Regions from separate parts of the Homo sapiens genome. Here all the other regions are linked to region 1. The links are chromatin loops, found by intact Hi-C in ENCODE. Cell type or tissue: PC-9. All regions are shown on one strand. Region 1 overlaps LOC105371777 (a long non-coding RNA gene). Region 2 overlaps LINC00974 (long intergenic non-protein coding RNA 974). Region 3 has its middle 32 kb from the start of SMARCE1. Region 4 has its middle 22 kb from the start of EIF1. Region 5 overlaps KRT19 (keratin 19).

The links. Hi-C counts contacts between places; a loop is a spot of excess contacts. Peaks named below come from ENCODE experiments on the same cell type or tissue, not always from the same donor. Only the 100,000 strongest peaks of a DNase experiment are listed, where the experiment ranks them.
Region 2: it touches region 1 in a loop (20-fold over the local background); 80 of 110 quality-filtered maps call a loop at or near these places.
Region 3: a loop joins it to region 1, with 15 times the contacts of the local background. A loop is called at or near these places in 8 of 110 quality-filtered maps.
Region 4: a loop joins it to region 1, with 7 times the contacts of the local background. A loop is called at or near these places in 83 of 110 quality-filtered maps.
Region 5: it touches region 1 in a loop (11-fold over the local background); 9 of 110 quality-filtered maps call a loop at or near these places.

The regions. Positions count from the first base shown.
Region 1 is chr17:40,907,194-40,912,193 of GRCh38, forward strand. All of the region lies in intron 1 of LOC105371777 (a long non-coding RNA gene), which reads left to right. Among named protein-coding and RNA genes, the nearest start is that of KRT20, 24 kb to the left of the region's middle. In PC-9, a CTCF peak has its summit at 2,278 (motif pointing right); DNase peaks (open chromatin) are centred at 2,348 and 2,828; H3K4me3 peaks cover 371 bases; H3K27ac peaks cover 4,059 bases.
Region 2 is chr17:41,546,345-41,551,344 of GRCh38, forward strand. LINC00974 (long intergenic non-protein coding RNA 974) reads right to left here. Exons shown (of 3, transcript NR_038442.1): 3 at 3,262-4,521. Among named protein-coding and RNA genes, the nearest start is that of LINC00974, 5.6 kb to the right of the region's middle. RefSeq lists a cis regulatory region at 1,578-1,938 and enhancers at 2,816-3,429, 2,969-3,018. In PC-9, CTCF peaks have their summits at 2,882 and 3,083 (motif pointing right); DNase peaks (open chromatin) are centred at 1,767, 2,667, 3,067, 3,607 and 2 weaker places; H3K4me3 peaks cover 3,548 bases; H3K27ac peaks cover 4,894 bases.
Region 3 is chr17:40,613,439-40,618,438 of GRCh38, forward strand. No RefSeq gene overlaps it. Among named protein-coding and RNA genes, the nearest start is that of SMARCE1, 32 kb to the right of the region's middle. RefSeq lists enhancers at 1,351-1,470, 1,751-2,340. In PC-9, a CTCF peak has its summit at 2,375 (motif pointing right); DNase peaks (open chromatin) are centred at 2,343 and 4,373; H3K27ac peaks cover 349 bases.
Region 4 is chr17:41,664,440-41,669,439 of GRCh38, forward strand. No RefSeq gene overlaps it. Among named protein-coding and RNA genes, the nearest start is that of EIF1, 22 kb to the right of the region's middle. RefSeq lists enhancers at 754-1,273, 1,274-1,791, 1,312-1,401, 1,822-1,951, 2,822-3,051 and a silencer at 1,522-1,761. In PC-9, CTCF peaks have their summits at 1,660 (motif pointing left), 1,866, 2,725 (motif pointing left) and 2,924; DNase peaks (open chromatin) are centred at 1,622 and 2,732; H3K4me3 peaks cover 1,498 bases; H3K27ac peaks cover 929 bases.
Region 5 is chr17:41,519,517-41,524,516 of GRCh38, forward strand. KRT19 (keratin 19) reads right to left here. Exons shown (of 6, transcript NM_002276.5): 4 at 4,863-5,000; 5 at 4,627-4,752; 6 at 4,101-4,481. The coding sequence ends at 4,227. Among named protein-coding and RNA genes, the nearest start is that of KRT15, 3.1 kb to the left of the region's middle. RefSeq lists enhancers at 1-713, 1,827-3,026. In PC-9, no CTCF peak of the experiment used is centred here; DNase peaks (open chromatin) are centred at 515, 2,485, 3,005, 4,435 and 4 weaker places; H3K4me3 peaks cover 4,330 bases; H3K27ac peaks cover 5,000 bases.

The DNA of each region.
Region 1 (5,000 bases):
TCCTCTGCTGGAAGATTGACTTTCTTATTTGCTCCTGTAACGGATGGATATGCTGTGTGGCTGTAGAGCTCCTTCCCTCCCTCCCTCCTTTCCTTCCTTCCTTCCTTCCTTCCTTCCTTCCTTCCTTCCTTCCTTCCTTCCTCCCTCCCTCCCTCCCTCCCTGCTTGCCTTTCTCTTTCTTTCTTTCTCTCTCTCTCTTTCTTTATTCTTCCTTCCCCCCTCCCTCTCTGTCTCCCTTCCCTTTTCTTTTCTTTTTTCTTTCCTTTCCTTTCCTGTTTTCCTTCCTTCCCTCTTTCATTCCTTTCTTTCCATCCCTAGTTTTCTTTTCTTTTCTTTTCTTTTTTTTTTTTTTTTTGAGGCAGAGTCTCACTCTTGTCCCCCAGGCTGGAGTGCAGTGGTGCAATCTTGGCTCACTGCAAGCTCCACCTCCCGGGTTCACGCCATTCTCCTGCCTCAGCCTCCCGAGTAGCTGCGACTACAGGCGCCCACCACCAGACCTGGCTAATTTTTTGTATTTTTAGTAGAGATGGGGTTTCACCGTGTTAGCCAGGATGGTCTCGATCTCCTGACATCGTGACCTGCCCGCCTCAGCCTCCCAAAGTGCTGGGATTACAGGTGTGAGCCACTGTGCCCAGCCTCTATCCCCAGTTTTATATTGAATTATAATTAGATTCAAAAGAAACCTTTCAGCCAGTGGTCCTCATCCTTAAACTGCATATTGGAATCTCCTGGGAGACGTAATGTTGTAGGCTAAGGATATAATTCAGGCTATTACTGAATTATAAAGCGTGCTGTGTTCATATCCTGGAGGATGGAATTGGGTCACAGTGTTTTCAAGTCTGAAAAATCAGATGCCATAGTTCTTTGTGTTTTTAAGTTAGAGTCCATTGCCTTAAGTCCTCATGGGCATTTTAAGAAATAGATCAAAGTATTTGATGAGCTCAGGGTATGGGCACCCATACTTTCTCCTCGCTTTATCCTTCAAATTAGTCTACTTAGAATTTGCTTTTAAATTTCTGCCTAATTTTAAAAAGACAATTGTGGGACTGAGTTGCTGTCCTACCCTTTTTCTTTAATTGTTATTTGACTTCAGACTCTTCCTATAACTCATGTGTGTGTGGGTGACACTCCTCTGAAAAATGGGCCAACAGAAGGGCTTATTATTTGGGCCACTGTGGTCATGAAACCCAGGTTCACATTGATTTTATTGCAAAATTTAGATACATGCACCAGTCCACATGTTAATTTGCTTAGTATTCTTACCTTTTAAAATGTTTTTGCTTCTCAGACCCTTGTGATTTCAAGTCAGAAGTCCCTGACCTCTTAATGCTTGTTTTTTTTTTGTTTTTTTTGACACAGTCTGCATCTATCCCAGCCTCAGTCCTCAACTTCCACTGCTCTGTGTAGCATAATCCCCATGCAGTCCCACAGTTACAGTCAACAGGGCCTTTCCTCCATCTATTAGCAAACATTCCTGTTCTTAGAGCCTCAGAGAGTGAGGCAATGACAGGATCACGATTTTAACATTTCCCCTTTCCTGAAGCTTCTTTATTGGGACACTGGTGTTAAAAAGGAAAAAAAAAAACAGCTTAATTAAAAATTTTTATGTATCATGTGGAGCAGGGTTGCCTAAATGAGAAAAAGATACTTGAAATCCCAGCCTCTATTTTCATCAGTCAGAGGAATTCAGAGGAGGCTCAGGAAAATTGTGAGGACAGAGGGCTGTGTCCTGAGTCCCTAGCCTACAATCCCTGTGTCCATCAGTCAAGGAGGGCAGCCTCATCACAGCTGCAGGCTCTCCTGCATATCTTTGTCAATTGTCGACCGACTAATTCTATTCAGGTTGCCTTTTGTAGGGGTCAGCAGAGTAGGATCCTGGCAATTTCATATGATTAAAACTATTTTGAACAAGACCCTTGGCTAGGATCTGTTTCAAACGATGAAGAAAGTTCTTTTTTCATTGTTACAGGAATTGTGTTTAATGAGATGTAGAAGGCTGTAGTGTAAAACTTTTTTTTAAATGGGGTTAGGAGGTTTAAGGGAGATAATTGAAAACCTGGTTATCTCTTGTTTTAGTAGTGGTTCTTTGCTGCTGTACATGTAACACAAACTACTTGAATTTCAAGATGCTACCATCCCTTGGGCATGAATTATGAATGTTTGATATTCCTTGATTCCATCACAGGACTTGTATGGTTGATCTTTGTCCAACCCGAGCCTTGGATCAGGAAAAAGGATGAGTTCGGGTTTATGTTGCCCTATAGCCAGCAGGGGGTGTTCGTGGCCTTCCTATTCCAAAAGGCCGCAGCACCCTCTCCCAGGCTCCGGGTGAAACTGGTTTGTGAGTCACCATTACCATCCTTCTTTCTCTGTTCAAATTGGCATTTTACCAAGAACAGCATTACTTCTGAGTGAGCAACAGCTGACCAATTATCTTGAAAAATATTTGGGAAGCTATACAATTTTAAAAGTGAAAAGCAAAATATATCTTCTATTTTTAACTTGTTCCCTAAACATGAATTACCTGGGGGAAAAGCAGATGCTTTTCAATCTTTTAAATGATTGCACCTATTCTAAACCATCCAGGTGTTTTTGAAATGACCCACAGTCATCTTTAATAGCATGCGAAGGGGCCAAGGCCCTCTCAACTTTAGATTTAATAGCCTGCCCCCTTCAATTGTCAGAGATATTGACAGAGATAGGCCTGACTGTTCTGCTGTAATTTCAACTCATTTTCTCCTGCTCTAATATCTATAGTACGGGATGGACTTTTTTTTTTTCTTTTCTGTAGAGGCCAGGTCATAAATATTTAGGCTGTGTGGGCTGGAGAGACTGTTGCAACTACTCAACTCTGCTGTCCTTGTGCAAGAGCAGCTGTAGACAATATGCAAACAAACGTTCATGACTGTGTCCTAATAAACTTTATTTGTAATTTGGCCACGCCCTATCTTATTGATAGCCCTCCAAAACGTCAGTATCTTCCATATATCTGTTATTTTATGTTGTTTATAAACTCAAACTCTTCTCCGATTAAGAGGAAAATAATCGAATCTGAAAGTCCCTCAGGTTCAACTCCTTTCCCAATGCCTGGTCCCCCTTATAACACTCTTGACAAGCATCTTTGCCCACTGCTCGGAACTCTCATGCTTTGTGTCTTCCCTGCAACACAAGCAGTGGCCCCGAAGAGCAGACAGCGTGATACAAATGCACAGAAGTTTTTAAGGAGATAGCACAACAATTTAGAAACTAAGGCTGCTGGAATGATGAGCTTTTAATCTTTTCATTCATCGCAGGGTTTAATCCATATTTGAAAAGAAAGATGCCACAGTATAAAGCTGACAGGCACTGACTGGCCTGAAATATCTCAGGAAAATCTGGTTTCAGATTTTTCTAGGAGTTGATCCAAGAACATTTTTCTTTCTGCCTTTTGATCTGTTGAAAGATCCACAAGATACTTGGATGCCTTGAAGACATAAATGCCAGTACAGAAATAAACTCTGACGAGTTGTCTTGTAAAGGGAGCCAGCTCTTAGAGAAGGGATCATTGTAAGGGTAGGAACTGAAACTTTTTTGTCTACTACCTGACATTCTCAAACCCTTCTTTCCTTTGTACTTTTTCTGTGAACAGATGGTTTCGTCCAGCTTGGAGTGGGTTTAGGGGAGACTGAGAAAACAAGACGGCTGCCTGCAGTTTTAGTCTCTCTTTACCCATCTTAAACTTTTTCTTCCCCTCTCCATTTTTGAGAGCAAGAGGTTACATGCTCCCTTTCCTCCTGTAGAAGAAACATTTAGCTGGGGCTGACACAATGGCGAGGACATGAGAAATGACCACAGGAGAAGCCCTGGAGGCAGAAGACTAGGTCTTTGCCCCTTTTACAGTGAGATAGTTTTATATAAATATCAGAGGTTACTGGAGGCACCCAAACAAAATTGAGGACAGGAAGCAAATATCTGAGAGGCTCCCAAACCTCGATGTACTGTGGGACCCAAACGAGCACGTGAATCCCTTCTAGATATCCTTTGGATCCTTTAAGAGTAGCACAGGCGGGGCGCGACGTTTCACGGCTGTAATCCCAACACTTTGGGAGGCCGAGGCGGGCGGATCACGGGGTCAAGAGATCGAGACCATCCTGGCCTACGTGGTGAAACCCCGTCTCTACTAAAGATACAAAAATTAGCTAGGCATGGTGTCATGTGCCTGTAGTCCCAGCTACTCGGGAGGCTGAGGCAGGAGAATTGCTTGAACCTGGGAGGCAGAGGTTGCAGCGAGCCGAGATCGTGACACTGCACTCCAGCCTGGCGACAGAGCGAAACTCTGTCTCAAACAAACAAATAAATAAATAAATAAAGAGTAGCAGATACCACTTATAAAGTTTTATTATAAAGAATTATTGGAGTTGGCTATGAATTCTCCTCCTTACTCACGTCTGGTGGGGCAAAACGGGGAGGATCAGATACTATGAAGACAAAGATACTGGAAATAGATCAAAGCCTTGAATTCCCAGCCCCAGACTCTACCCACCATGATCCCTACCTGCAGGGGTCTGGGTTCCTCTTGCCCAGCCTGCTCAATCTCTGACCCCCTAGCATGGGTCTCTGGCTTGCTCAGAGGTGCAGGCTCCCAGCTCCCCTTCTCCAGTCGCCTGAAGACTCAGTGGTTCCTCTCTGAAGGATGTAGTTTTAACCTTTGTTTGCTGTAAAAACATATAGCAGGCAAGTGCTTGTCACAAGGGGACTTATTTCTTCCTTCTGCTTCATGTGATGGGGAGGGTCCGGCTGTGGATATCTGCTGTGCTAAGACAGCCACAGTGTGGTCTAAGACAGAGCCTGGTCTTGGCCACTCTGATATCTGGCTGACTGAGAGACAGTGTGGATGGGTGGAAGAGGGCAGTCTTGCATGCTGTCATCTCCTCCCTAGGGCCCTATTGACCTTTGGTGGATCCACACTTGAGGTGTGGACAGAGGAGAGAGACAGAGAATGCCTTGTCTCCTGTAGAAAG
Region 2 (5,000 bases), 640 kb after region 1:
CTGGCCATGTCCAGGCTGGCTTTCCAGCCCTGTCCCCCAAAATCACAGTCTTCCTGCAATTACTCACAGGTGCTGGCCAATAGTGCTTAGGTTCTCAAATGCCTGCTTCTACTCAGGCTATCCTATCCACCTGCAGGGTCCTTCCCCTCAGCCGTCACAGGTTGAAACTGTGCCTCTTCACCATTGCCTGGAGTAGACAGAATAATGGCCCTCCAAAGATACGCCAATCGGAACCTGTGAGCATGTACCTTCCATGGCAGAAAGAGACTTTGCAGATGTGATTACATTAAGGATCTTGGAATGGGGGTTGGGTTATCCTGGATTATCCGATTGAGTCCAAAGTAATCACAAGGGTCCTTGTAAGAGAGAGGCGAGATGGTCAAGGTCACAGAGAGGAGCTGGGACCATGGAAGCAGAGGTCAAAGTGAGGCACTTTGAAGGAGGAAGATCCCACAAGCCAAGGAAGGCAGGCAGCCCCTGGAGGCTGGAAGAGGCCAGGAGACAGACTCTCCCGTAGAGCCCCTAGAAAAAAAGCATTTCTGATGACACCTTGATTTTAGCCCATAAGGCCCATTTCAGATTTCTGACTTCCAGGCCTAGAAGATAGTAAGTTTGTGTTGTTTTAAGCCACTGAGTTTGCCACCACTTGTTACAGCAGCAACGTGGAACTCATACATCACCTCTTCCTTCAGGCCTTTGTGATCCCTGGCACTCGCTCTTCCTCCTCTGAGCCCCTCTGGTGCTTTACCTGACCCTCTCCCAGGCACTGTCCTCTTCCTATATGGGTGAGAATTCATTGGCTCTTATCCCCTCTACCAGCCAGTGAGCTCCTTGAGGCTGGGGTCTGGCTCATATTTGTGCCCCCTTGCCCAACCACTGGTTGGGCTGATAATTCTCCCTGGATCCTTAGATCTACTCTCCACCTTCCTCTGTCCTGCTCTGTACCTGGAAGGATGATCCCTGTGTCACTGGCTCCCTTCCCTCCAACTGCCCCATTGGAATCAGCCATCCATCAGTAGGCAGCAGCGGAAGATGGAGAACAGGAAGAAAGGGGCCTGTGTATCTATCCCCCCACCTCTCCTTGCCCAGCCACGGTTCTGGCTGCAGCTGCTCGCTCTAAGGCTCCTGCAGGGCAGCCCTCCCCTGGCCACACCCCCTCAAACTCCCTTTTCCCATCCCTCCGCTTCCCACTGCTCTGCTCTGGGCTGTCTGATCCCTGCTGCTCCTGTCCACACCTCCAGAAATAGTTCCCTTTCTACACTCGGTCAACCCTGAGAGTCCGTCATATTCTGTGGGGCCCCTGGTGGATGCAGATGTGGCTGATCATCTACGTGGACAGCCAGGTGCAACACGCCTGGTAGATGTGTGAACACTGCTTCGGTCTGTCTGTCTTAGATGATGGCTGGCTGGGAGGGGCACTCCCCATCCCCAGCACACAGGCAGGAAGAAGGGCGTTGGCACTGACCAGGAGAGGCTGTGAGCAGGACAAAAAAGCAGCCAGACCCTCACCCCGTCTCTCCCCACACAGACCCACATGCTGACAGGTCCCAGGACACATTTCTCCTGCCCACCCTCACCCCTAGGGAGCTCCGGGCAGCGCAGAGGCTGGGCAAGTGGGACTGGCAGGGTGCCATGCCTTGGTCCCAGAGGGCTGCCTCCCTTCCTGGTAGGTCTGTGCCTGGTGCTGCCAGGCCTGGCCCGGCCTCCACACTCCTTCCCCTTCACACCACAATCTGAGCTGGCGAGTGACTCATCCCACCATCCTCCTACGTGCCCCGTCCCTGACTCCACCAAACTTGGCCTCTCTTGGCTCCATCTCTGCACTGGCTCACAGCAGCAAAAGCATGTCCACCCCCACGCCCTGCACCGCAGACTAAGGCAGCTCACTGCACCTCAACGAGGAAGAGCCAGGCTCTGACATTCCCAGCTTGGATCTCCAAGGAGGTGGCTGTACTGACACGTGGACAGAGCCCCATGGCCCCCACACTGACACACTGGATCAGGCAACTCTGCTGTCTCTTGACATCCATGATGTCCACTCCTTACAACAACCTTCCAAGGGTTACTGCCCATTTTACAGATGAGGAAACTGAGGCTCGGGGAGGTTACATGACATGGCAGGTGGTAGTGGAGCTGACTCCAAAGGCTCCTGCCTTCCTCTATAGCATCTCCCCCTCTACCCTGAGCCAAACTCCGGGAAGCCATGAGTTGTGTAGGAAAGGGCTTGGGCACTGACTTGGCGGTCCAAAGCCCTGAGGCCAGGCTCCGCCTTTCATCAGCTGGCTGACTTCGGGCAAGCCCTCGGCCTCTGTGAAACTGTTTTCCAGTCCATAACAGGAACAGGGATCCTGCCCTGCCCACCTCACCGGGCATTCAGAGGCTCAGAGAGAAGAAGCAGCGTCTGCAAAGTGAAGTCTGGGGAAGGTGGTTGTGGGGTGCCTCAGCAGCCCGCCACCGGAGCCCGGAGAGAGGCGGTGATGTCCGCTTTGGAGCCAACCTCGGCTCTGGACAGGGCAGGCTGCCGGCCACAAGGCCCCGTCTTTGCAAGCTCCCCAGGCGGGGTGCAGCTTCCTTTGTCCCTAGGCGGGGTGCAGCTTCCTTTGTCCTCAGACTGAACATCTCCCTCCGCCACCGGTGCGGGAGGAGCCCAGGACCTCGCCAACTCGGCTTCACAGCGCCTCCTGGGGGCCGCGAGGGGACTCGCCAACCTGCCTGCAGGCGGGCTCCCTCCTACCGCCTCCCTCTGCACCCCTGACCCTGCTCAGTGCTGTGTGAGAGGAACGGTCAGAGGGAGCCTGTCTGGGCAAAGGCAGGCCCCACACTCCAGGCTGCTCCCTGGCCTCCCTACAGCAACAAAGGGACGTTGAGCTGAGAGCAATACAAGAGAAAGAGCCCTAGGAGGGCTGGAAGTCCAAATGCCTGCATTCTACCTTTGTGGCCCTGGGCATGTGTCTTCCCCTCTCTGGGCCACAAAAGAGTGGAGGAGGCCACCTCTCTAAGGAAAGAGAGCTCCCCGCCCAGCGCTAAAACTGTGGTTTCTCTGACGCTCAATTTCCTGGCGTGTAACATGGCCACAAGGGGCCGCTGCAGCCACAGCTGTGAAGGAAACAGTTCACACCGTGCTATATCGTTCATGGATAGTTCATGGGGTTTTATAGGCTCTTGTTCATTTCCATAAAGTCTTCCTTGGACTTGGCAAACTTTTCCTCTGAAAATTCCAAAGTGTAACCAAGAAGGGAAAGGAAGAGAAGAGAACCAAGAGAAGGGAAAAGAGGATTTTATTTGGTTCGTGTTTGGACCTAAGAGAAAACCAGAAAGATTGCCCCTGCGGCTGAGGGGAGCCACAATATTGGCGAGAGATAGGAGAGGCCCCTCAGGGAGAAGAAAGCTTGGGGAATGCAGATCTCTCTTTAAGATTGATGACTTTCAGTATCATAAATCGGTAGAGCCAGAGAGTCCTCAGCCCTCGCCCCATTCCTTTATCAGTCACGCTCGCGCAAGCACTGGCCTCTGCCTCTCCTTGCAGAAGTGACTTGTTTACATGTTAGTACAGCTAGTTCCTGCCTGACTGAACCACTGTCATCTGAGAATTGAGGGTCAAAGTTGGATCTTCCCAGCTCAGAGGAGAAGCCTTCTCTAAACAAAGGAGGGGCTCAGCTGGGTAGGTTGTTGCAAAGAGAACTCACTTCAGAGCCAAGGCAGCCAGGCCCTGTCACTTAAAAGCTATGTGACCTTGTGCAAGTCATTGAACCTGTCTAAGACTCAGGATACTGAGACAGCAAGACCTTCCTCAAATTGCCGAGGTGAGAATTAATGAAATAGTCTGTCTAACGTGCCTGGGACCTACCAGAAGCTCAGCCAGTGGAGTCATTAAATTTTGTCTTTATTATTAGCAATACAGTTCTCGTAGCACACATTGCAAAGGATCGTGTACCCAGCTCAGGGGCACAAGGTGTGTGATTGCGAGGACATCAGAGAAAACAAGGTGCGATGAACTGGCGGTAGGCATTTGTTGGGACAATGACAGGGCCCTGGCCTGATCAAGGGAAGGATCAGGGGGAGAAGGAGATACTGGGGGGCTGGGAGGTGGGGATGAAGGAGGGGCACTGTCCCCACAACTCCTCATGCTCGGCTTCTGCAGTCCCGAGTACAGACCCAAGTCTGTTTCTCCTTGTCCCATTCTGCCTAAGGGCTGGAGCTTCTCAGAAACTCTGACAGGACATGTGTCCATCTTCAGTGGGGACCCTCCCCCTCCTAGAAGTCCCCCGTCCAGCTGGGGAGGACAGGTCAGGGTGAGGGCAGCAGCCACCCAGCAGCCTCCATCAGAGATCATCAGCATTTCCCACCATGAATTCAGCAGCGCATCTCGTGGTCAAATCCATAGGTGATTTCTGGGTTCTGTAGCCTCCTCTTATAAACTTACAAAGCACTTTAAGCAAACAAAAGCTTTGGCCAGGTGCAGTGACCCACGCCTGTAGTCCCAGCACCTTGGGAGGCCAAGGCCAAAAGCTTTGAGAAGTCCTGCAAAAAAAAAAAAAAGGTTTGGTTTGTTTATCTCCATGTTTTCCACTGGATTTGATCACAAGAGTTTTGTTTGGGGTTATTTTATATTAATTAACACCCCTGGGAACATACACTGGAAAATCCAGGGGCCCAAAGAACTCAAGATAGGGTTCCAGTTAAGAACTATTATGTTCCAGACCAGCCTGGCCAACATGGTGAAACCCCATATCTACTAAAAATACAAAAAATTAGCCGTGTGTGGTGGCATGTGCCTGTAATCCCAGCTACTTAGGAGACTGAGGTGGGTGGATCACCTGAGGTCAGGAGTTCGAGATCAGCCTGGCCAACATAGTGAAACCTCGTCTCTACTAAAAATACAAAAAATTAGCCAGGTGTGGTGGCGGGTGCCTATAATCCCAGCTACTCAGGAGGCTGAGACGGGAGGATCACTTGAACCAGGAGGTCAAGGCTGCAGTGAGCTGAGATCGCACCACTGC
Region 3 (5,000 bases), 290 kb before region 1:
AAAGGGCAATGAGACCAGGAATTCAGGTCCCTGTTCCCATTGCCTTTTGGGAAAGGCAGTAGTGTGGCTTAGTTGAACTGAGGACAGACAGGGACTTGCTGGGAAGGGGAAATCAAGGTGCAGGTTCTCTTGGAAGGAGGCAGGATCACAAGCGGGTCCTGGGGTGGAGAGGGGGAAGGTGTGAGTGGAAAGAGCAAGTGTGCGTGACACAACCGGCACAGTCGGCCTCTTTCTCCACTGGATGGGAACTCCCTAAGGCAGAGGGCTTTGTGTTTTGTACATTGTTGTGTCCCCAGCACCTAGAACAGAGCCTGATACATTGTAGGAGCTCAGTAAATATTTATTGGATGAGTTGTAATATTTATTGTAAATATTAGTAAATATTTATTGAGTTGAGTTGGTCTTTCCAGTGAAGTGGTTGCTTCTCTGTGAAGCTCTGTGGGAAACATAAATGGTGGGAGATAGGTTACCTGTCGTTAGGGCTGGCCATATGTGAGCCCTATAACCATTTGGTATTCATTCATTCATTCATTCATTCATTCATTCATGGAATATTTGCCCAGCTTCTATTCTGTAATATATTGTATTAGTCACTTGGGGCACAAATATGAAAGCCAACACATATTTCTTCAGGACAGGTGCAGTGGCTCACACCTGTAGTCCCAGCACTTTGGGAGGCTGAGGCAGGAGGATCCCTTGAGGTCAGGAGTTCAAGACTAGCCTGGGTGACATAGCGAGACCTTGTCTCTACAAAAAATTAAAAAATAAATCCAGACAGAGCAGTGTACCTGTAGTCTTAGCTACTTGGGAGGCTGAGGTGGGAGGATCGCTTGAGCCCAAGACTTGGAGGCTGCAGTGAGCTATGATTGTGCCACTGCACTCCAGCCTGGGTGACAGAGTGAGACCCTATTGTTAAAAAATTAATTAATTAATTAAAAATATTTCTTTAATACCCATCATGAGCCAGGCTCTGGGGGATACCATGGTGCCTCAGGCTGGAAACACCTTCTTTGGTAGAAGACACAGACTGTCTAAGCCACAGACGGGGGCGCGTCGGTCTCTCTCTGGAAGTGGAGATGCTGGGAAAGGCTTTGCAGAGGAAGGCACATTTGGGCTGCATCCTGACAGCAGGGCAGGCGTTCGTCAGGCTGGGGAGGTGTGGGGCAGCACCGGAGCAGAGTGTCAGTGTGTGTCATGGCTTGGTTTCCCTCAGAGGCCTGCTGGGGCCACCTTTTAGCTACACTCTTCACACCTCATTTTCCCACTTCCCAGACCCTCTGAACATGTCCTTCTCTCTTACTGGTTGCTCCCAGTTTTGCTCATCCCAGGGCCTTGCACCATGTGTAGCACAAAGATTCATTACGATCAATACCAGTTAGTCTAGGAACTGTTCTCAGAGCTCGGTGACATCCCTGGTGTGGGTGCAGCTGGGGACAGCAGCGGGACTTTGACTCCCATTTCCTCTCATGAGCTCCTTGGCCTGGCTCCCCCGGGAACTTGTTGTGAGAGGAGGATCACAACAAGGCTGGGCAGGATGAGGGCATCCCTGGGTTCTCTGTGCCATTGAAATACAACACGGCCCCTGCCGCAGGTGAGTGGATAGTGGGCCCATGTGGTTTAGCATAACCCAGAGCCAATGTCCTCAACAGGGCTGCCGATATGGTAGTGCTCACCCTTCACCTGGAGGCGGCTATGCTCCAGGGCACAATTTGACACACTTTAACAGGACAGCGTGTTGGTGCATTGGACTAGAGGGCCTTTAAGATCTCTTCCAACTGCACGCTTCATTCTGATCCAGTGATTCTTTCTGGCCTTGAGCTGGGAACATCAGAACCCAGTCCCGTGGTGGCTGCCAGAAGATACTGTTAAAATGCAACTAGAAGAATGTTGTTTTGGTTCTTTCACACATCAGCTGCTAATCTTTGTAGGATTTTCCCCTTCCCAGGGTTAAGAGAGAGAAGAGGAAGTGAAAACAGGAGGGGAGAATTTTCTTAAAGCACCTCTTGCCTTGTAGACAACAACCAAAAACCCCCTAGGGTTTGAACAGTGCTGTGTACTTTTTTTTTTTTTTGTAGCTTGTTCCCATCTACAGCCTGCCTCATTTGGTTCTCAGAGCTCCCCCAGGTGGGAGGCAGAATTCTGAACTGCCCCAATTCCACTCTTATTTGCAGACAGGGGGCATTCCTGGGGCTGGAGGGAAGGGCTGAGGACTGGCTCTTCTGGCAGAAGGAGGTATTTTACAGTCATTCTGGAGAGGCACTGGGGGTTTCTGAGTTTCTTCATGAAAGCTGGGCAGAGCCTTCTCTACACCTGGTGGAGAAAGGTCTGTGTGAACAGGGATTAAGCTGACTGTCCTCTGGGTGGAGCCCTTCGGCCATGGAAGGCGGAGGAGCTGGACTTCCGAGCACCGATTCAGCATCTGCTGATCTCTCCCAACCACCAGCCTCTCCTGGCTATTGGAGATCTCCGACTCCAAGGCCCAAGCCCTCCCAGTTGAGAGCTCCCAAGTGCAGTATCTACTGCCAAGACAGGGGTATCTTCCCCAGAGTCCAGTAGGCATGTTTCCAAATTTTCTTGTTGTTTAACAGATTTCATTGACAACTCAAAACATGCAGCTGGCTAGTGGGAAGCAGGGAGAATCTGGAGGCAAATGAGATGGAGCCCTCGTTCTCCAAGAGGTGGCTGTTCTCCTGATGCAGACAGACATGGACACAAACACAGTGTGAGGATGGAATGGAAGCGTGGTGGGGAGGGGAGGAGAGGGAGCGCTACACAGGACCAAGGCAGCCTCACCATTGCACGTTGGAGCCCTGATGCCCAGTCCCAGGGCATAGTCTCCCAATCCAGGGCCCCCTGCTCTGGTGACCTCATGCTCTGCACTAAAAATCAGCAACACACAACCGGGCAAGTGTGAAGGTCCAAGGCGCCAGGGGGCCAGTGTATTTGAAATAGAGATGGTCCCAGAAATTCAGGTCCCTGTTCCCATCGCCCTTTGGGAAAGGCGGTAGTGTGGCTCAGTTGAACTGAGAACAGAAAGGGGACTTGCTGGGAAGGGAGATTAGGTGGTCCTCTCCTGCCTCCTGGGAGTTTTGGCTGGGGATTGGGAAACTGGGACTGGAAGAGAAGCTGGGGATCAGGGATGTCAGGAGAGAAGGGGCAGTCTTCACTTTGTTTGGCAGAGATCAAGCGCAGGGCCATTTGGCATGCCAGCAGGGCTGAAAATGAGCCACTGTAGGACCTGGGTACACAGGGCCCCTCTCCCCCTCATGCACTCCGAGGCCCATTCTTATGCCTCTCAGACAAGTATGGTGAGTTGATCCTAGATTCAGTCTGGGTTGGGGATCAGAGCCCTGAGCCTCTCCCAGCCTGCACTGGCCAGCCCCTCCTGTCCTTCTGGCTAGTCTCTGCTCCTTCCCATCTCTGCCCTGGACTTTCCCCATAGAGCCTTCACTCCCTCATGCAATCCCCTTCTCTCCACTTCCGCTGCCCTCTCCCAACTGCTCAGAAGCTGTGCTTCCATGAGGCCTTCCCTTAGGAGTGCCTGTCTTCCCTTTCTGAGCTCCCCTGGTTCAGGGGGCCATGCATATGACAACTGCCAGAGGGTTTTGGTTCATTTCTTTGTTCTGTCTCCAAGGTTCTGACTCCTTGGGGCTGAACCCAGGTCTCCTTCACCTCTGAGTTTCCCCCATCACTTGGCTCTTCATTAAGCCATCAGTAAGTACTGCATGAGCAAAAGGACAAGATTTATCATTGGATCTCAGAGGATGGCCTCTGTCTACCATCTTATTTTCTGAAGAAGTGGCTGTTTGCTTTCCAGGAAGAGGCCGGGGAGAGAGCTGGAAGGAGGGTCCATAGCAGATTTCTCCCAGGAATCTGGAAGAGCTGAAGTCTCATGAGGATCAGGACTGTGGGCTCAGGGGGCACCTAGCCGGGCGCTTGGGAACGACAGACCAGTTTGCTGGTTTAGGCAGGAGAAAGGGGGTAGAAATCTTGTTAATTTCTGGCAGTGTAGAAATCTACCCAGTCTACCAGTTTGGGAGAGGGTTGGTTTTCAGGGTGAGGCCAGAAGAAATTCCACACAGATGTATTCCAGCTCCTTCTTTCTGGGGGTACAGAGTAGGGTGAGCTATAAAGAGTGAAGGGATGGGACCACCTCCAAGAGCAGCCACCTCTGACCCAAGAACCATGTTTCCAAATGGACAGAGTTGATTTAACAACGACTCAAATATCCTACAAGTTAATACCTACTTCTTTCTCCTCAATCAAGGCCCAGTCATCCCTGGGGAGAAGCCTTGAGTGCTGGGCTGGGCCCTGGGTGGGGAATTTAATGTGCTGTCATTTTACTGACATCTGTAGAGGTTTGAAACTGGACAAACAGGAAGTGTCCTGTCTTTAACACTTGCACAATCTCAAGCCTTTTGTGAAATATCAAGGAGTGGAGGTCGCAGGGGCCCGTGGTGTGAGGTGCTGTGAGGTAGCCCTGGACCTGTCTCTGATCCTGAGAGCTGGGCCCTCTGCAGCTGAGAACGTGCCCTGCAGCCGCTTTCCCTCCTTAGCCGTCGTGCACAACCTGTGCTGTGAGACGCTGCTGCTTGCCTGGCACTGCTGTTGAATCAGTCTCCATCTCCTCATTTTGATGGCAGCCTGGGTTTGTTATCCTTCAAAGATCGTCTCTTGGAAGGACACCAGCCTCTGATTACATTTCCGAGCCTGCCTGGAGGCAGCTAAGCTAATCCGACACGATTTGGGTGGATTCCCTTCTGGCCTCATGTTCTGACACAACCTCTGGCAGCAGTAGGGTGGGAAGATGGACAAAATAATTACGCCCTATGAGTTGAAAGGAGAATTAAAATTAATTCCCTCGTGCAACTTTTTTTTTTTTTTTTTTTTTGCGCCAGGTGTGGTGGCTCACGCCTGTAATCCCAGCACTTTCGGAGGCTGAGACGGGTGGATCACTTGAGGCCAGGAGTTCGAGACCAGCCTGGCCAACATGGCAAAAC
Region 4 (5,000 bases), 760 kb after region 1:
GGTGATAACAGAGGTGGTGACAATGACATGGTTTATCCCCAGCTGACCTTTTCCAGAAAAGATCCTATCAGTCAGTGTTCTGCATTTTAAAATGTGCCACCAGGATGGGGCACGGCAGCTTGAGCCTGTAATCCTGGCACTTTGGGAGACTGAGGCTGTAGGATCGCTAGAGCCTAGGAGTTTGAGACCAGCCTGGGCAACATAGGGAGACCGCCCCCACCGCCCACCTTTACAAAAAAATTAAAAATTAGCCGGTCATGGTGGCATGCATCTGTAGGCTCAGCTACTCAGGAGGCTGATGCAGGAGGATCACTTGAGCCCAGGAGGTCAAGGCTGCAGTGAACCATGACTGAGCCACTGCAATCCAGCCAGGGCAACAGAGCAAGATGCTATCTCAAAAAAAAAAAAAAAAGTGCTATTAAGAGCTGAACTCTGTTCTGGGGGGAGTAGCCTTTCCTTCCCTTCTCTGAGCCTCAGTTTCCCTATATATAAAAGAAAGGAATCAGATAAGATGGCCTGAAAGGCTGCCACCAGTTCTAATGCTCTCAGGTCCTGCTCTCTGACCTACCCAGGACACATGGAACCATCATCACCTCCTTGATCCAGGCACTCTACTCCTCATAATGGAACCAAGATGGTCTTCACTTTATTTTTTTTTTCCCATTGTCCCTGTCCTTACTGCCCTCTGTGTTATGCCAACCTCCTCTGAGTTAACTGAGGCTCAGAGGCTCAAGCAGTCTTTGCCACCCTCTCCCCACTGTCCCCCCCACCCCTCACTCTCCCACCAGACTGTCTGCTCCATCCCCGTCCCAACTGCTCCCACCTGGACTCCCTGCTGCCCTTGGTTCCTACCCCACCCCTCTGTCCACTCCCCCACTCACATACCTGGCCCTCCTTCCCCCATGCAGCCCATCTACCTTCACAGGGAGGCAGCAAGACACCCCCGCCGGCCTAGGAGGGTCGAGATCCTAGGACTCTACTTTTTCCAGTCCTGGTATTTGCCTACACGCCCCAGCCTCCCACCCCCAGCGCCCCCCCCAACACACACACACCCACACACACACACACGCACGCACGCACGCAATTATAACCCCCTTAGGGACAGCCGTTGTGTCTGCTGTAGTTTAGCCTTGGATTCATCATGGCTTCGACATCGCCGGCCCTGGGCCAGTGTTCGAGAGCATGGCCCCAAACAGTTCTTGCTCTGTTCAGCTCCCCACATTGCCAAGCTGCGAGCGGGCTCTCTGTGCTTCCTGCCTTCTGTCTGCCTCGCCTGTTCTCTCCAGGTAGGCGGCTCCTCCTCCAAGCTCCCCCAGCCCTGGGCTGACCTCTGTCACCTGGATGGTGGGTGCGGGTTCTCCGGGCATGCACCTCGTTCCCCTCTTTACTCCCAGCAGTGGCTGAAACTTGTGGGTGCTTGATCGTGCTAGTTAAATGAATGAACATGTGGTGGTTACAGGCAAACCCACAATGCCACACAGGACACCGACCAACAACTGAAAACGGTGACAGCTGCCCTTACCCGCAGCTCCCCAGCGTAGCCCTCCCCCATCGCAGCCAGACCGGCTTGCCCACTGCGCAGCAAGGCGGAGCCCCGCACAGCTAAGCCCGGGCGTGGTGCTCGCGGCGCCCTCTGCTGGCCGGGCCCACGGCCTCCTCCTGCGCACGCGCGCCGCCACCCCGGGACCAGACCTAAAGGGAGAAGGCGCGATCTGGGGCCCTCCCTCCGCACCCCCTCGCCCCGAGAAGCCCCAAACCCAGGTCTTTGACCCTCATGAACATCCTTTGTCCTTCCTCTCTCCTGCTCCCCCTGCAAACATTTTAGGCATCCCTAAATGATCACCAGCCCTCGCCTGCTCTCTTAGCAGGCCTCCAGGTGGGGTTAGAATTGTCAAATGCTGGCACAGGACGAAACCCTAATAATAATAACTATGATGATGACGGCAGCTGCTGCTGAGCGGGCACTTTGTGGTTACCTTAGCAACCTTCCACCATCCAGGAAGTGCAGCCCCTTCTTTCACAGGCGGCAGCTGCAGCCAGAGGCGTGCGGGGACTTCCCAAGGTCACACAGCAAGAATCCTAAGAAACCCGGGGTGTTTCCTCTGCCTACGTGGAGCTAACCCTGCCTCCAGAAGCAGGGGCCTTGAGATGGGAGCAGAGCGATCTGGTGCCCCGGAAACCCCACCCCCACCCCCACCTTGCCCCATGCGCAGCGAACGTGGCTACATTTCCTATCGTTTGTCCAACCCATCATTTTGCCTTTGGGAAAATTGCAGGGGAGGTGGAGGCCAGAGGACAGGGAGACAAACGTTCGTGGGCATCTGCCACGAGCACATTTGCCACGCTTTGTGACAGGCCCTTTCCCGTTACACACCACACCTGCCCAGGACCGCAGCACAGAACCAGGACCCAAACCCGCCGACTCCCTCCCTAGTGCTCCTTCCTCACCCCCCACCCCCTCCCCCCTCCGCAAGTTCTCTCTTGGAAAAGGGGCCGCTGGGAAGGGGAGGAAACGCACTCACTACAGGACTCCAGGTGGGGTCCAGAGGCTCTGCCCCTGGTGCCTCTTCCCCAGCCCTAAAGCCCCCAGCCCTAGAGAGGGGACCCTCCTGCACAACATCTCCAGGGGACCGGGTACTCCACTAGGGTCGAGAAACGTTGAATAGTGCGGTGGGTGCGGGAGGCGCGCCTAGGTGCCGAAACCCGGTCTGTGCTGCCATCCTGTGGCCATTGCAGGAAGTGTGCCTGTCAGGCCGCTCTGCATTGAACCTGAAATGCCGGGTCACCCTTGGGTTGAGTGAAACCGGGCCCCATGCTGAGGCTACAAGGGACATAGAAAGGGACAAGACGCAGCCCGTGCCCTGAAAGAGCTTACAGTTCGGTAGGATGGCCTTCAAATGACATGATCCAACACTCAACTCGGCGCCAGATACCGCCCAAAATAGAAGATCGTGCAAAAGGTTCCAAAAGGTGGAGGCAGCCTGCCCCGAAGCACATCGAGAAAGCCCTCCTGCAGCAAAGCCGTGTCGAGACTGGGCCTTACAGGGCAGGCGGGGCTGGGGCAAACAGAGATGAAGGAAGGCGCTCCAGGCGGAGAGACCAGCCTGAGCAAAGGCACAGGGGCAGGAAACACGGATTCTCAGGAATCCAGCTTGTCCCAAGTCTAGGTCAACTGTGAAGGGGAGAGCAGCATGGCCAGGTCCTCCAGTGCCCAGGTAGGAGGTTTCACTTAACCCTTTAGGCCACGCGGCCAACAAAGGTCTTTGAGCAAGCCAGCAGCTTGACCAGAAGTCTGTCCAGGAAAAGAGCATGATAGCTGGGGAACGGGGGCAAATGGGTGAGGTTTCAGAGCAATTAGGAAGGAAGGAGAACAGGAGGAGGCATGAGCGACGCGGATGGTGGTGCCACTGGCAGAGCTGGGAAGTCAGGGGCCACGCAGGGGAGACCAGGGCTGGGGTTTAAGTTCCTGGCAGAACATCCCAGTGAAGACGTCCTTCAGGAAGCCAGAAAGAATACATTAATAAAAGAGGAAGTAATAGTTATTGCTCATATGTGTACAGACTTTATAGTAAATAAAGCAGCTTAATCCATCATGCATTTGACTCATATTTTATTTATTTATCTTTTTTTTTTCTTTTTGAGATGGATAAACCCCACCCCCTTGCCCACCCTCGTGGTCTGGCCCCTGTGCACTGCTCCGGCCCCTCCCCTTCCCAGTGTCTTATGATGGCCTCTGGGCCTTTCTAGTCAGCTTGGGCCCACGTCTTCCCTTTGCCTGGCTGAGCTTCACTTGCCCTGTGGTCTTAGCTTAGTGGTTCCTTTTTCCAGGAATCCTTCCTATACCTTGCAGGTTGGGTTGGGTGCCGTAGCTGTGATGCCCCTGCCCCGTACACCCTTGACATTTGCCCATCATGGCCTGTATGGTGCGTGACTGTGGTCTGTCTCCCCACCAACTTTACTTCAGTGTGGCGGCTGGGTCTTATTGACCACTCACCCCAGTGGCCTGCTCAGTATCAGTCAATGAACATTTCTTGAATGGAAGACCTGAGTGAGGAATGTGAAGCCCTGCGGGACCTGCTGGCACAGCGCAGCAGCCGAAGCGGGGGCAGACAGAGGCATCCGGGAGGGCCAGAGCTGGTCTCTGAAGGCTGGTCTCGAACTCCTGACCTCATATGATCCACACACCTCAGCCTCCCAAAGTGCTGGGATTACAGGTGTGAGCCACCACACCCAGCCTGGAAAGTTTATTTATTCAGGTCTGTTGCAGCCTCACTTCCCAGTCTGTGAAGATAAGAGCTAATTTCTCATCCAGAGAAGGGACCTCCGAGAGGAATCTTTATGGCTTACTGCATACAGGAAAAGACAGGTCAGCTCGCCCTTTCTAAAACTACAATTTCTCCAATATTTACAGCTCAAAATAATCACTATGCCAATTTGGCATATTTGGGGATGGCACGTTCTTCACTCCGTTGGGGGACTTCAGTGAATACGGTGTTAGATTGCAGTGAGGGAGACAGATATTAACTAACAGCCAAAATAAATAAGTAAATTACAGGGTGTAGGAGATGATGTCCTGGAGGGAAATGAGCAGTAATGCAGAAAAAGGGAGAGGAGGAAGACTGCGGGGAGGGGTACAATTCAAAATAGGGAGGTCAAGGCTGGGCACGGGGACTCACACCTATAATCCCAGCACTTTGGGAGGCCGAGGCAGATAGATCACCTCAGGTCAGGAGTTTGAGACCAGACTGGCCAACCTGGTGAAACCCCGTCTCTACCAAAAATACAAAAAATTAGCCAGGCGTGGTGGCACGCGCCTGTAGTCCCAGCTACTCGGGAGGCTGAGGAAGGAGAACCACTTGAACTCAGGAGGCGGGGGTTGTGGTGAGCCGAGATCACGCCACTGCACTCCAGCCTGGGCAAGGAGAGGGAAATTCCATCTAAAAAATAATAATAATAATAAGAGAGGTCAGGACAGGCCTCATACAAAAGTGCTATGTAAG
Region 5 (5,000 bases), 610 kb after region 1:
CATCCATCCCCTTACCTGGTGCTGCAGATGGACTCCCCTCCTCCCACCTCTACTCCCCTCCTGCCATCCTCCAGCCTGTGTTCCTGGCACCCTCACAAAAGCCCAGCAGGCTTGGGACTGACAAGGGGATGACTGATGATCCCGACACCTGCCAACTGCACGGCGCTGAACCTTTGCTCGTTTCTGGGATGTGTTGGGGCAAACCTCCGCTGATAAGGCTGGGGCAAGTTCCAGGAAGCCCCTGCCTTCTCCAGGAGAGGCATGTCGCTGCTTAGCAGGGCCAGATTAGCCCCCATCTGTCCTGTCAAGTGCTGGCTGGGGACGGGCCGCTGCAGAAGGCTCTATGTGCCTGAATGCTGTGGAAGGGAAGAGAAGGGAGACTGGCAGGCAGGCTGGAAGACACCGGAGATCTTGAAGACCAAGGCATTGCTTCACACAGACGGGGAGTTGAACACTCAGGAGAGCCCTTTTCTCTGCCACCAGCTCAGGGACACCTTTCCAGGGACACCTGATACCTGTGGGCAGTGCCACTTGGAGGTGTGGCTCAGCCCTCTGGACCTGGCCCCAGGGCTTACAGAAACTCAGGAGGAGGATTCCTAGCCCAGGTTGCAGCATGGTGAAGTGGACAGGGCTCTGGAGTCCCTCAGGCCCGGGTTTGAATCCTGGCTTTATCAATTATCATGGTAAGACTGTGAGGCCTGGGTTCAAATCCTGACCCTACCAATTACCATGGTAAGACTGTGGACATTTACCTTTTTAAGTCTCTGTTTCCCTGTGGCAAGGGGCGCTCTCAACTCTCACTTCCAGGGAAGCCCTGTGGCCCAAGAGCCCCCATCCTGCCCCCTCCTGGATCCCCACCCAGGTGCCAGACATGCAGGGGCCAGGGTGCATGACCGGCACCTGCGCCTGAGTGCCCTCACCAGGAGGGGCTTTGTCGTTGGGCATCAGAACATGCCCTGTGAGCCTGAGCATGTTCTTAGGCTCAACGGCATCGACCTTCCATAGCCAGCTCCTATGGGGCAACGCAGGTTGTTCTTAGGTTCTTATTTTGCTATAATAGCATAATCCTTTACTTCTACCCTGCACTTTGTGATTTACAAAGCACTTTTGCATCCATCACCTCCTCTCATCCTCACAACAGAGGGTGACCCCCACCCAAGATTCAGAAAGAATGAAATTGAAACTTGGAGAGGTGAAGCAACTTGTGCCAGGTGGCACCACTGGTAAGGGGCAAAGCCAGGACTCAAACAGGTCCTCACACCCTCAACCAAACAGGGCACAGGGAAAGAGTCCTTCCTGCAGACCCCAAATTCCTGCATCTGAGCTGGGCTGGCAAGGGGAACTGCCAGCCAGCAAGGCTGGGGGTGGGTTCCTTCTCATCCATCTTCGCAGTGAGCCTGGCCTCCAATGCTGGGCACAGACAGTGTGGTATTGTCTCATGGGTGGGAGGGTATTGTCTTTTCCTCCGAAAGAAAAATAATCAAACTCAGATCATCCAGAGCTCATTAAAAGCCTCTGCAGACATTGTGGCCCCAGCAATTAACTCAAGAACAATTACTCGCCTTTCACCCCAGGGTGAGGAAGGGCTGGACCCCAGCCAGATCCCCTTCTGCACCTGACTCTCCTCCAGCAGCCCCTCGAGGTGGCTTTCTCTATACTCTCAGGCCCAGGCCAGGGGCGGCAGCTGCCCCCCTCACTGCCCCACGCACAAATCCCTGGTTTCAGTCCAAACCGCTACTGTGAGCTCCAGATCTGGGTGGGGCCCGGAGCCTCCTCATTAGCACCAGGTGGGATGGCCTTGCGAAGATAAAGCTCTGTCTGGCCCCAGCCCAGGCTGTAGCCCCGGGCCCTGCCCCAGGCAGCCTGCCCAGGATGCTGTGCCAGTTTCTGACCTTTGCCCACTGCAGCCAGATGGGGCCATCTGTGGAGCTGGCCTTTTCTCCTTAGAATGAGGCAGTGCAGCCCAGTGGAAAGAGACTCAGCCTCTCTGAGCCTGGTTCCTGATTTAAACTTAGGCCATTAACACAGACTCCCCTCAGGGCCATAGTGAGCATTTGAGGGCACAAGGAGAATGAAGTCTCCAACAACCTTAGAACCCTCCCACACCTCTCCTGTTCCCCAGGGAAATGCCAGGGAGAGGGGGTGTGTCCTGGAGCCCAGAGACTTACCTTTAAACCCCTCTTTTCCCATTTACCAGCTGTGCGGCTTTGGGTAATGCCGCCTCCTCTCTCTGAGCCTTAGTCTACCAATCAGGAAAATGGAAATAACTCCAGCTCAGCCTGACTCTCAGTTGGAGCAAGATGACTCACAGGAAATGCTCAACAGACTGAAGTGGCCACGATGACCAGCAGGATGTAAAGGCACTCCCCTCAACTTCCCCACTCCCCTCTCCCTCCTATCCCAGGTCTCCAGGCTGAGACAGAAAAGTGTCCCCAGTCCAGCCCCACCCTGCACTGTGCACACACAAAGGCAGGCTTCATTCCTGACACTCAGGCCTGAGACCTGACAGTCACCTGCCCCACCTGTGTGGGCCCAGACCCCGCCCCGCAGCCACATTCCAGGGGCCCCTGAGGCAGAGGGAAGGTTTCAGCTGTGACAAGGGAGGCTTTCATGGGCAGGGACAAGCGCCTCTGGGCAGTCCCAGCTGGGGGTGCAGCCAGGCCTCTCCCTCCAGCTCCAAGGCTTCCTGAGAAGTTAAGTTGGGGGTGGTGGTTTGTGGGTGCTGGAGGCCAGAACAGGACAGCTAGGGAGGGGGCAGAAGGGGGTCCCAGTCCAGGCTACAGCAGCGGGGCTCTGGGGTTACATGTTCATAACCAACCTTGAAACAGCTCCTCCTTCGGGATTGCCATGGCCGTGATGGGGTCTCCAGCCTCCTTAGCAGGGTGCTGAGTACATTTGGCAGCATGCGGGCGTGGAACTAGTGTCCCTCACTTGCCCCCATCACTCATAGGGTTGGGCCTGCAGCCCTCACCTCTCCACCAGGAAGAAGTGGGACTTCTTTTGGGGCCTCTTCCTTACCTTGAATTGGCCTCAGTTCTTGGCAGCTGAGATGTAAACCACAGGAGCAGGGCCATACCTACCCAAGGGCAGAGTTGTACCAGGAAGCTGGGACTTCGTTCTTTTGCTGGCCCAGGGCAGGCCCCAGGCAAGCCAGGGTTGGGGTCTCTGTGGGAGGTCTGGGTCACTGCTGGGTCCCATTCTGGGCTCTGGGCCCAGGTATGGGCTGGTGGGCGTTAAAGGGCTTATGCAGGGCTGCCCCAAAAATGGGTGAATGTGTTAGTGCATGCACACACACAACACACACTGACAGGTACAGCCTCCCCAGCCTTGCTCCAAGCGGGATGCCTGGCCCCAAACCCCCAGTTTCAGTGAGGTGGAGAAATGTGTCGGGAGGAACTGCCCCTAGGGATCCCCGGCCTGAGCCTTCATAGGGCACAAGACTGGAATGTCAGCAAGACCGGCACAAGTGGCGTCAACTCCAGGAGACCACCTGGCAGGGGCTGGCACCATGGGCTAAGAATCAGGCAACTTAGGTTCTAGTCCTGGCTCTACCATGTAGTTGCTGTGTGGCCTTGGACAAGTTACTGAACCTCTCTGAGCCTATTTCCTGATCTATAACATGCAGCTCATACTACCTTTTAGGGCTGTTTTTAATTCAATGGCACATAGTAGGTGTTCAATAAACATTAATTTCACACAGATACCTCAACGCCCTGGGGAGTAGAGTAGAAAGAAAACTAAATCTAGAAGCAAAAACAATTTCAAATCCCACCTTTGCCATGCATTAGAGCAGTTACATATAGAAAAAAACACTTCACCTCTCTGAGCCTTAGTTTACTTTTGTAAAATGGAAGCAATGCTTATTTCATGAGGTTATTTTAAGGAACGGGTTAAATAAATGAAGACTTCTGTAAACAGGAATTACCATTACAGGCAAAGTATGTGAGTACCCTCCCCTCCCTTTCCTGGGACAGAGTGAACTTTGGTTCAAATAAAACCTAAACAGGGCCAAGGCAGGACCCATCTCTCCATGGGCTCAAATAACAAACCGAACGACCTATTCTCTCCATGGGCTGAAATAATAAACCAAACGTCCTTCCTCCCTTGGACCATAAATTTTTATTGGCAGGTCAGGAGAAGAGCCGGGGGTAAGGGTCCCTTCCTTCCCATCCCTCTACCCAGAAGACACCCTCCAAAGGACAGCAGAAGCCCCAGAGCCTGCTGCCTCAGAGGACCTTGGAGGCAGACAAATTGTTGTAGTGATCTTCCTGTCCCTCGAGCAGGCTGCGGTAGGTGGCAATCTCCTGCTCCAGCCGCGACTTGATGTCCATGAGCCGCTGGTACTCCTGATTCTGCCGCTCACTATCAGCTCGCACATCGCCCAGCTGGGCTTCAATACCGCTGATCAGCGCCTGGATATGCGCCAGCTGGGCTCCAAAGCGCGCCTCCGTTTCTGCCAGTGTGTCTTCCAAGGCAGCTTTCTGAGGATAGGGAGAGGGGGTTGTGACTCAGCAGAGCCTGGTTCCCGGAGAGGGCATGGGCACAGCCACCGGCCAGGCTGCCCTAGGCTGCAAGGGTATAAGTGTGAATTGCACAGGGAAGCGGCGGCGGTGGGGGGACACATACCATGCTCAGCTGTGACTGCAGCTCAATCTCAAGACCCTGAAGGGTGCGCCGCAGGTCAGTAACCTCGGACCTGCTCATCTGGAGCTGCTCCGTGTGGCCAGCGACCTCCCGGTTCAATTCTTCAGTCTGCAGAGAGAGGAAGAAGAGGGAATAAGCATTGAGTCAGACCTTCGCGTAGGGAACACAAAGCCCTCCCCTTCCTAACCCCCAAAGGGTGCCTGCTTCCCTCTACCTACCCGGCTGGTGAACCAGGCTTCAGCATCCTTCCGGTTCTGCTCGGCCATGACCTCATATTGGCTTCGCATGTCACTCAGGATCTTGGCGAGATCGGTGCCCGGAGCGGAATCCACCTCCACACTGACCTGGCCTCCCAC